Linked DNA regions of Homo sapiens: region 1 is linked to region 2. A link is a loop called in an ENCODE intact Hi-C map of the cell type or tissue named here. Cell type or tissue: heart left ventricle. All regions are shown on one strand. Links, peaks and the distances in the headings refer to the core of each region. The heading gives the core; the rest is flanking DNA.

The links. Peaks named below come from ENCODE experiments on the same cell type or tissue, not always from the same donor. Only the 100,000 strongest peaks of a DNase experiment are listed, where the experiment ranks them.
Region 1: a loop joins it to region 2, with 3 times the contacts of the local background. A loop is called at or near these places in 4 of 110 quality-filtered maps.

The regions. Positions count from the first base shown.
Region 1 is chr12:27,311,837-27,317,576 of GRCh38, reverse strand. STK38L (serine/threonine kinase 38 like) reads right to left here. Exons shown (of 14, transcript NM_015000.4): 6 at 4,905-5,028; 7 at 2,919-3,073; 8 at 2,460-2,562; 9 at 2,227-2,288; 10 at 124-241. Among named protein-coding and RNA genes, the nearest start is that of BMAL2, 18 kb to the left of the region's middle. In heart left ventricle, for the core only: no CTCF peak of the experiment used is centred there; no DNase peak of the experiment used is centred there.
Region 2 is chr12:27,692,945-27,696,944 of GRCh38, reverse strand. It overlaps PPFIBP1 (PPFIB scaffold protein 1), which reads right to left. Exons shown (of 30, transcript NM_003622.4): 30 at 1,381-4,000. REP15 (RAB15 effector protein) reads right to left here and starts at 498. Exons shown (of 1, transcript NM_001029874.3): 1 at 1-498. The coding sequence starts at 382. The region is part of intron 3 of MRPS35-DT (MRPS35 divergent transcript); the gene reads left to right. In heart left ventricle, for the core only: no CTCF peak of the experiment used is centred there; no DNase peak of the experiment used is centred there.

The DNA.
Region 1 (5,740 bases), core at 917-4,916, 380 kb after region 2:
GGAACATCAGAATTAAGCTTAAAAGACTTCAAATATTTTAGTCAATGATATCTGTAATATGTTCAAACAATGGCACTCAAGGAAATGTATATATTTTGTACATAAATGAATGATAAAACATACCTATTAGCATTTCATACATAATCACTCCCAAAGACCACCAGTCACACAATTTGTTGTAACCAGTCTGCATGAATACTTCTGGAGCAATGTAATCTGGTGTCCCAACTGTGGAATATGCCTACAAAGGAGCAACTCGTCAAACCAGCATTCTTAACATTTAAAAAATATCTATCTGAGGATGGCTTACTACTGGAAAAAGCAATATATAGAGGAGTTAAATTTTCACTTGTATTTATTTTGCATGTTTATCATGTGCAAGGCTTAGTGGTAGGTAGTGAGTCAGATAATATGTTATAGACTACTATTTTTCAGTCTATTTACTTTCCTGAGGGAATGCTGAATTAGTTTTCCTTTCATCACTTAGTTGAACAAATATTTATAGAGTGTCCATATGTGCCAGGCATTTTATAAGAATATATCATTTCTGCCCCCACAAGAAGCTCAGTTAAGTTATTTATATATATAGCCTTCAGTCTATTTCAAAAAGAATGAAAAAGTTGAACCTAGAAGACCTGGCTTCCCCACTCACTACTAATGTGTTCTTGGGCAAATTATTCAATTTCTCTGAGGCTCAGCTTCTGCTTACATAAAACTAGAATAATAATACCTGCCCTAATAGAGTTGATATGAAGATGAAACAATAAACGGCATGTGTTTTGTAAACTACAAACTACAAAAATAAGCATGAGGTATTTTCATTATAAATGTAATTCCAGGGTACTGCTTATCCTTTAGGAAGCTATGCAGTTTTTAATTCTTAATTCATATAAAATCTTACAAAAATGATTTCTACAAGGCAGTAATTCTCAACCAGGGGTAGTACTCTTGGGGCCATGGCAAAATGTAGGACCACAGATTTTGTCATCTCAGTGACATAACTGGCATTTACAGGGCAGGGGATCCAGGTGCTAAAGAAATTTCCTGCCCCAAACACTGAGTCCTCTCTACTTCTCCCTTGGGAAACACTCGATCTAAGGCTTGGCAACTACTGGCCATGAGAATAATAAAACACACACCTGAGTAATCACCCATGAATATTTTGTAAATAGGGGGGTACAGAATTCCCCCACCATAATTTTGAGCAGTATTCAGTTTTTCCCCTTTAAAAATAGGGAATATTGCAATTATTCTCAATTGCAAAACCTGATCTAAAATGGACACATTTTAAAAGTAGAACAAAGTTTTTCTCCTTAATGTGTAACTCAATACATTTAAAAATACTGAAATGTTTTACAAGTTTTTGCAGTTACTTAGGTTAATGAGATAATAAGCTCAATAATGCAAAGGTCATTTTATTTGGTTTTAGAGGGTATTAGCCTATTATTTTTCAGTCTGTTTACTTTCCTGAGGGAATGCTGAATTAGTTTTCCTTTCATCATTTGGTTGAACAAGTATTTATAGAGTGTCCGTATGTGCCAGGCATTTTATAAGAAATGAGAAAAAGAAAATCCTAAGGCACATTCTTAACCTGTAGACTGTTGATGGACCATGTTAACAGGACAAAGGGAAAGAGGAGAAAGGGGAAGCAATTCTTCTATTTGCTCAGTTATAGAAAGGAAATAGTATGGGGTTAAAAATAATGTAATTCTATATTAAAGGAGTAATTAAATTTATCTGTGGCAAAGCCAGCTTTTTCAAATTTTATCTGTTTTATTGTAACACTGTTTACATCCCAAACTTCCTGTTTACTTTGTCTATAAAGAAGTTTTTAGAAACTCACAACCACCTTACTTGCTGATTGATATTTGTTGTATCAGGATTTGTAACACAGTTATGAAAAATGGAAAAATGGAAATCACAAGGCATTCATTACAATTGCATTCACCTCAGTGAGTTTTATTTAAAGTGCTAATTACTAGTAAACAGCTTACTTGTAGGTATGCTCAGTAAACTACTCTAAAGTTACAAAGTAAAAACCAACACTTTGCTTTACAGGCAAGGAAACTTAACAGAGAAACTAAGAAAACTGTGTGATCCCAGAGCAAGCGCTACCATTGTTATGAAGTAAATACTAATTATTATAAAGATAAAAATAATCAAGTTAAAACCAGGTAAGATTTTAGAACCAAGGCATAAAATTCTCTTAAAAACTGGTTGACTCACCAGTTGTCTCCTGTTCTTCTTCCAAGTTTCTGCTTTCCTCTTTGAGTTCATGTTCTGAAATGCTAATTTCAACAATATGGAATTGTAATCACGAGGGAAAAATGCTCTCCACAAAAAGAAAATACATATACATCTAAAACACAGTGGATTAAGGAGTGGGGAAAGGGAAAGAACCTTCTGTTCTCTACAGTATCTTAACCAGGGGAAAGAAGAAAAACAACAACCAAACTTACAGAAGTCACTTGGTGGGTTGTGTGTGAGATTTCTATAAAATTCAGTCCTGTGAGCTTTCTTTAATCCCGTACATAAACCAAAATCAGATAATTTTACATGACCCTAAAAAAAAATCCAGTAAAATTAGATCATATTAACTTTGAAAACAAAAAGCCTTGTTATAAACTCCTCTATTAAATGGCAATTATAATAAAAATTCTTAGCTTGGGATTTATACACGTAAAATGTAAAATTTTAAGTATCTGATGATGATTTTTAAAAGTAGAAAATGGAGGGAGATAAAAAGAGAGCCATATTCCCTGTTGTCATTTAATTCCCAAGTCCTCTCCTAGTACCTTATCATATAATGTTGTTTAGCAATATTCTAAATTGCAGTTGCTGATTTCCATTCACAAAATCAGCCCTACTGCTCTAAAAAATAATCAACAGCCTAGTAATTCACCAGTTTATTCACATGCCTTGGCATCCAATAAAAGGTTGTCTGGCTTAATATCCCGATGGATGAAACCCAACTGGTGGATCGCATCTATTGCCAGAACAGTCTCTGAAATGTAGAACTGTGTTTCCTCTTCTGTCAAGGTGTCTTTCTTCATTAGCAATGTCATCATGTCACCTAAATAAAGGATAGTCAAATATATTATTATTGAAAATGCCTCAAAGGTGGAATACCTTGTAAAAGCTTTCCTGCTTTTTTTACTTTTTTTTTTTTTTTTTTGGAGACAGAGTCTCACTCTGTTGCCTGGGTTGGAGTGCAGTGGTGTGATCATGGCTCACTGCAACCTCCGCCTCCTGGGTTCAAACAGTTTTCATGCCTCAGCCACCCAAGTAGCTGAGATTACAGGTGTGCACCACCACACCCAGCTAATTTTTGTATTTTTAGTAGAGATGGGGTTTTGCCATGTTGGCCAGGCTGGTCTCAAACTCCTGGTTTCAAGCTATCTGCCTGCCTTGGCCTCCCAAAGTACTGGGATTACAGGCATGAGCCACCATGCCCAGCTAGCTTTCCTGAGTTTGCATTTTATGATCTACCCAGTATATTTCTAACCACATCTTGGGACAAATAAAAGTGCTATTGCATAGCAGAAGTTTCATGACTTTTAATGGTTTTAAGGCAGAGACCATGTGAAATCAAATCACAAAAGAGCTGATAATGAAGTAATATCTACCACTCAACTTCTAGAATTAACTGCTGAGGAAAATGTCAAACTGCAAAAAAATCAGAATAAGTGCACCTGGAAACGAAATATATTCTTTTAGAGTTTAGTGGGACATTATCCCACTAAAAAAGGCACCTGCAGACATTCTTTTATTTTCAAGGAATTTTAAAAGTTTTAACAGTTTTAACTGTTGTAAACACTGGTGCACTTACAACACAGAATTGACAACTGATTACATTTTTTTCATATATTTTTTGAGGCTTTAAAAAAAATAGGGAGCCAGGGGCAGTGGTTCACGCCTGTATTCCCAACACTCTGGGAGGCTGAGGTGGGTGGATCACTTGAGGTCAGGAGTTTGAGACCAGCCTGACCAACATGGTGAAACCCCGTCTCTACTAAATACAAAAAAAATTAGCTGGGCATGGTGGTGGGCACCTGTAATCCCAGCTACTCAGGAGGCTGAGACAGGAGAATCGCTTGAACCCGGGAGGCAGAGGTTGTAGTGAGCCAAGATCACACCACTGCACTCCAGCCTAGGCAACAGAGCGAGACTTCATCTCAAAAAATAAAAATTAAAACAAAACAAAACAAAACCCAGAATTCTTTGCCCTCCATTGCCATTCTTTTCCCCTTGCCCTCTTTGCTGAGCAATGATTAAACCTCTTTCCTTTATAAATTACACAGTCTCAGGTATTTTTTTTTTTTTTTTTTGAGACGTAGTCTCGCTGTTTTCGCCCAGGCCGGACTGCAGTGGCGCTATCTCGGCTCACTGCAAGCTCCGCCTCCCGGGTTCACACCATTCTCCTGCCTCAGCCTCCCAAGTAGCTGGGACTACAGGCGCCCGCCACTGCGCCCAGCTAATTTTTTTTATTTTTAGTAGAGACGGGGTTTCACCTTGTTAGCCAGGATGGTCTTGATCTCCTGACCTCGTGATCCATCCGCCTCGGCCTCCCAAAGTGCTGGGATTACAGGCGTGAGCCACTGCGCCCATCCAGTCTCAGGTATTTTTTGTAACAACATAAAATAAACTAACACAACTTATAACAACCTAATTATATACAGTGAACCCAGAACGGTAATATTTAAAATGTGCTAACTTTATAATTCCTTCAAAACAATCTGTTTTGTGGTAAAAATGAGCATCAATATGGTAGTAAATATTTTTAAACTGTGACTATGTAAAGCCTCAGAGCAAAGAATATAAAAGTAAACCTCACCAATAAAATTATTGTTGCATATAAAGATGTGCTTGTATCAGTCTGTCATTGATACAATGTTTGCTTTTACCTCCAGGGAGAAATTCCATGATTAGATAAAGATTCCTCTTATCCTGAAAACTGTAAAACATCTTCACCACCCAGGCACCATCTGCTTCTACCAAAATATCTCTTTCTGCTCGGATATGGGCCACCTAGATGAATATATTTTTGAAAAAAATAATTGTAAATACATCACACATTTGTTAAACTCATCTCTTACACTTATCCATCCATAACAGTTAATGAAGGAAAGATGGAGTTTCAGAAGATTTGATACATGTATGAATGTTCGTATTCTCATCAAATATGGAGAACCTCAAGAAATAGTTTATTTTAGCTTATATCTTTAGGTCTGAAAAGGTGAGGTCAACAGGTATATTACGTGAAGCTGAGGCCTCTGAGGTAGAGCAAGAATCAGTCTAACAACTTTTTAACCAGAATCTCTACCCAGCCTAGGATCCTGGCTTTGTCACATAAATTTAGGGCACTAGTGTGATTTTTAAAGTTAAAAGTAGTAAGCAGGGCCGGGCACAGTGGCTCACGCCTGTAATCCCAGCACTTTGGGAGGCCAGGGCAGGTGGATCACGAGGTCAGGAGATTGAGACCATCCTGGCTAAAACGGTGAAACCCCGTCTCTACTAAACATACAAAAAATTAGCCAGGCATGGTGGCACACACCAGTAGTCCCGGCTACTCAGGAGGCTGAGGCAGGAGAATCGCTTGAACCCGGGAGGCGGAGGTTGCAGTGAGCCGAGATTGCGTCACTGCACTCCAGCTTGGTGACAGAACGAGACTCCATCTCAAAAAAAAAAAGAGTAAGCAATGCCCTGTAAATTGGTACAGCAAACCTAAGCTTGGCTAAAA
Region 2 (4,000 bases), core at 1-4,000:
GGTCACAAGGCTTAGATTCCACAGGAGGAGGTGAAGACATCTGCAGAGTCTGTACTGCGAGCTGAAGCTTTATTTGCTTGTTGGATCCCCAAAAGGTCCAAATCCAGTCTGCACCAAACAGGAAGGCTTGGTGCTTGGTCATCTTGGTGGTGGTCAGCCACTCATCAACTCCCTTTTCTTGGCAGAAAGTGATGAAATGGATTAAGAAGATCTCATTCAGAGTATTTGCAGCTGGGCAGAGTTTACTTGGAGGATATTCAAATCCAAGGTACTCCTTCAGTTTCTGAGCTGCATGGACTATAGCTTCACTGACCACCTCACAGACGACGGGCACCTCTTTGCTGTCCTTCAGAGCCAACTGTTGCGATGCTTTCTGCCCCATTTTCTCTGCATCCAAATATCAAACATGTGAATCTGGTTCAGACGTACTTCTTTTTCAAAGTAAAAGTTCTGCAGGGAGGCCACATCTGTTAATGGTTCATGTTTTTCTAACTCTACAGCTTCCTCGGGTGTAGTTAAGCATATATACATACAGCTAAATAAACATGTTAGTTCTCTCTGTTTGTCAGTTGGGTGTGTTGTGTTCATACAGTTCCTGCTGGTTTATTAAGTTAAAGATACTAAATTTCACACAAAACATCTGTTCTATCTAGGTTATATTCACTCTACTTTTAATCTTTGGTAATCTCTTCCAACATGTTTCCTCTTTCCAAGTTTTAGTTGAAGTAAAAATAGCACGTTAGTTCTTTTTGTTTTTGTTTTTTGAGACAGGGTCTCACTCTGCTACCCAGGCTGGAGTGCAGTGGCGCAATCATGGCTCACTGCAGCTTCAACCTCCCTGGGCTCAGGTGATCTCACCTCAGCCTCTTGAGTAGCTGGGGCTACAAGTGTATACCACCACACCTGGCTAATTTTTGTGTATTTTTTGTAGAGGTGGGGTTTCACCATGTTGTCCTGGCTGGTCTCAATCTCCTAGGCTCAAGCAATCCTCCCGCCTCGGCCTCCCAAAGTGCTGGGATTATAGGCATGAGCCACTGCACCCAGCCCTATGTTAGTTTTTTAAATATCCATACACCTCTTTCTACAACTAACTTCTTCCAATCTCTAGGTGAGTCATTTCCATTTGCTTTTCCTATTTTCTTTTTTTGTTTGTTTTTGTTTCTTTTACCTTCTGCCATGATTCTTCATTCCCCAGCTCAGTTGCTTCTTTTCCTACAAAAGCTTCTCAAACAAAGGCCTCAAATTCCTATCTGTTGATACACATTATAAACTCCATTCGAACAAATTTATGGCAGTTTATAAAGAGATTGTGTTATTTTCTATGTCAGAAACAAAGCCTGTTACTATGAACAACGGAAAATGAAATAAGGGCAATAAAAATGAGGCAATTATCAATTGACTTTATTTCCTTTCATATGGTAACACCAGCAGTGTATGATATTTGTAAATAAAATACGTCATAAAAAAATTTAACCTTATTACCTATTATCAGTTAGGTTATACCATCCTGAATAAAAAATATTTGGGCCGGGCATGGTGGCTCACGCCTGTAATCCCAGCACTTTGGGAGACCGAGGGGGGCGATTCACGAGGTCAGGAGATTGAGACCTTCCTGGCTAACACGGTGAAACCCCGTCTCTACTAAAAATACAAAAACAAAATTAGCCAGGCGTGGTGGCAGGTACCTGTAGTCCCAGCTGCTTGGGAAGCTGAGGTGGGAGAATGGCGTGAACCCAGGAGGCGGAGCTTGCAGTGAGCTGAGATTGTGCCACTGCACTCCAGCCTGGGCAACAGAGCAAGACTCCGTCTCAAAAAAAAAAAAAATGGCGTCTGTAACAGTTTCCTGGTATTTTCAACCAGGTTCTAAGAACAAATTGATTTTTTGAAGTGGTGACATCTAGTCACATTAAAATAAAATCCAAATAAAGTAAGTTCAATACAGTTACCACATAATGAATGGTAGAGTTTAAAGAAAATTATTATTAGCATCAAATCAATTGTTATGAATAAATAGTAATTTGATATTACAAGTTCTTTAATGAATACCTTGGTAACTTGCTGACAACTTAAAAGATAATACCACTGATATTCAAATACAGTTTATAATCAAGTCCAGTGGCAGATACTGAACCGCCCACCTCCACCTCAATTTGTGAAAACCTGTCTTTTGTAGGGTTGGCTACCATGGGTAATTACGCAGCACTGAATAAAAAATAGAATATTTTTCTAATACTTCTACAAATATAATAAACACAGTAACAGTTTTTGCTGCAGCGATTTTCTTTACAAAGAATATTTGGGCCCAGTGCTACAGAAAAACATGAACTACATCTTATCGTCACAAAATAGCCATTATAAAATGAATTTTGCAGCCTCTGTTTTTTTGAACTTTGAAATAAAATGTTCAGACAAATATTCAACTTTTTAAAAACCTCCATTCATTGATAGCCTGAGAAATGTACAATGAACATGTTTAGGCAGACTGCTAGTATTTTGCTGTAATGACACAGTTAACAAAGAGAAAAGAAACAATACTGTAAAGGTTTCTGCTTTGCTTTTGGCTTCCTCAAAAACTATTTCTACAAATTTTGGGGAGAGGAGGTGATTCTGAATGTATTCAAGTTAGTGGTAGGCCAGGCAGAGTGGCTCACACCTGTAATTCCAGCACTTTGAAAGGCTGAGGTGGGAGGATCACTTGAGGACAGGAGTTTGAGACCAGGCTGGACAACATGGTGAGACCCTGTTTCTACAAAAAAACTTTTTGAAAAATCAGCCAGGTGTGAAGGGTGGGGTGGGGTGGGAGGCCACACACCTGTAATCCTAGCTATTAGGGAAGCTGAGGTGAGAGGATCACTGGAGCCTAGGAATTCAAGGCTGCAGTGAGCTATGATCACGCCACTGCACTCCAGCATGGGCAACAGAATGAGACTCTGTCACTAAAAAAAAACAATAATAATAAAAAAATAACAGGCTGGGCGTGGTGGCTCATGCCTATAATCCCAGTACTTTGGGAGGCTGAGGCGGGCAGATCACAAGGTCAGGAGTTCGAGTCCCAGCCTGGCCAATATGGTGAAACCCTGTCTCTACTAAAAATGCAAAAATTAGCCAGGCATGGTGGTGCATGCCTGGAGTCCCACCTACTTGGGGCTGAAGCAGAATGGCTTGACCCAGGAGGTGGAGGTTGCAGTGAGCCAAGATCATGCCATGGCACTCCAACCTGGGTGACAGAGCAAGACTCCATCTTAAAAAAAAGTATACTAATGTCCCTCAAGTTCTTCCATATGAGGTAAAGGGATCCAAGATTAAGGTTGAAATTCTTAAACTGTTCAACAATTTTGTGGTGTCATCAAAAAGGAATATTTCATATATATTAATTTAGCCTCAATGATCAACATTGTTAAAAGTCAGTATGGAGAAAGATCATTCTGACCTCTTCAGAAACCAGCTGGTATATGAACATTCTGATCACCAGATTGTTTTGAAAACGTGATCTTTTCACCATCGTCCTTAGGTCACAAAATAAAAGTTCTATTTTCTATGTACTGTATATATACATATATTTAGAAAAATATATAAAAATAAGACAATAAGAGGCAAGTGGAGGTGTGGCTGGCATTTAGTGGGCACACTGAATGCTTAAAGAAGTTCCACATATTGATTCTGAAATCATATAATGTCCTACTTAGGTGGCTACAGTGAACACTGATGTAACAAAATCATTCACATCCTGGTTACTGTTCCTCAAATCCTCCATACCGCGGATATGAATGGAAACACTCTGGTAAAATACTCATCTTAAATGCAACACTTTAAATATAATATATCACAGATTTTTACATTAAATAGAAGAAAAACAATTATACTCTCATTCACCAGTGTCTTATTTTTTGTGGCAACTTCAGAATCGGCACATTACTCCTGCTTTCTGTTTAAACTTCTCGACAGCAGAAGTTGGAACAACAAACAATAGACAATCCGCTGCCTGTTGTATATACTGTGA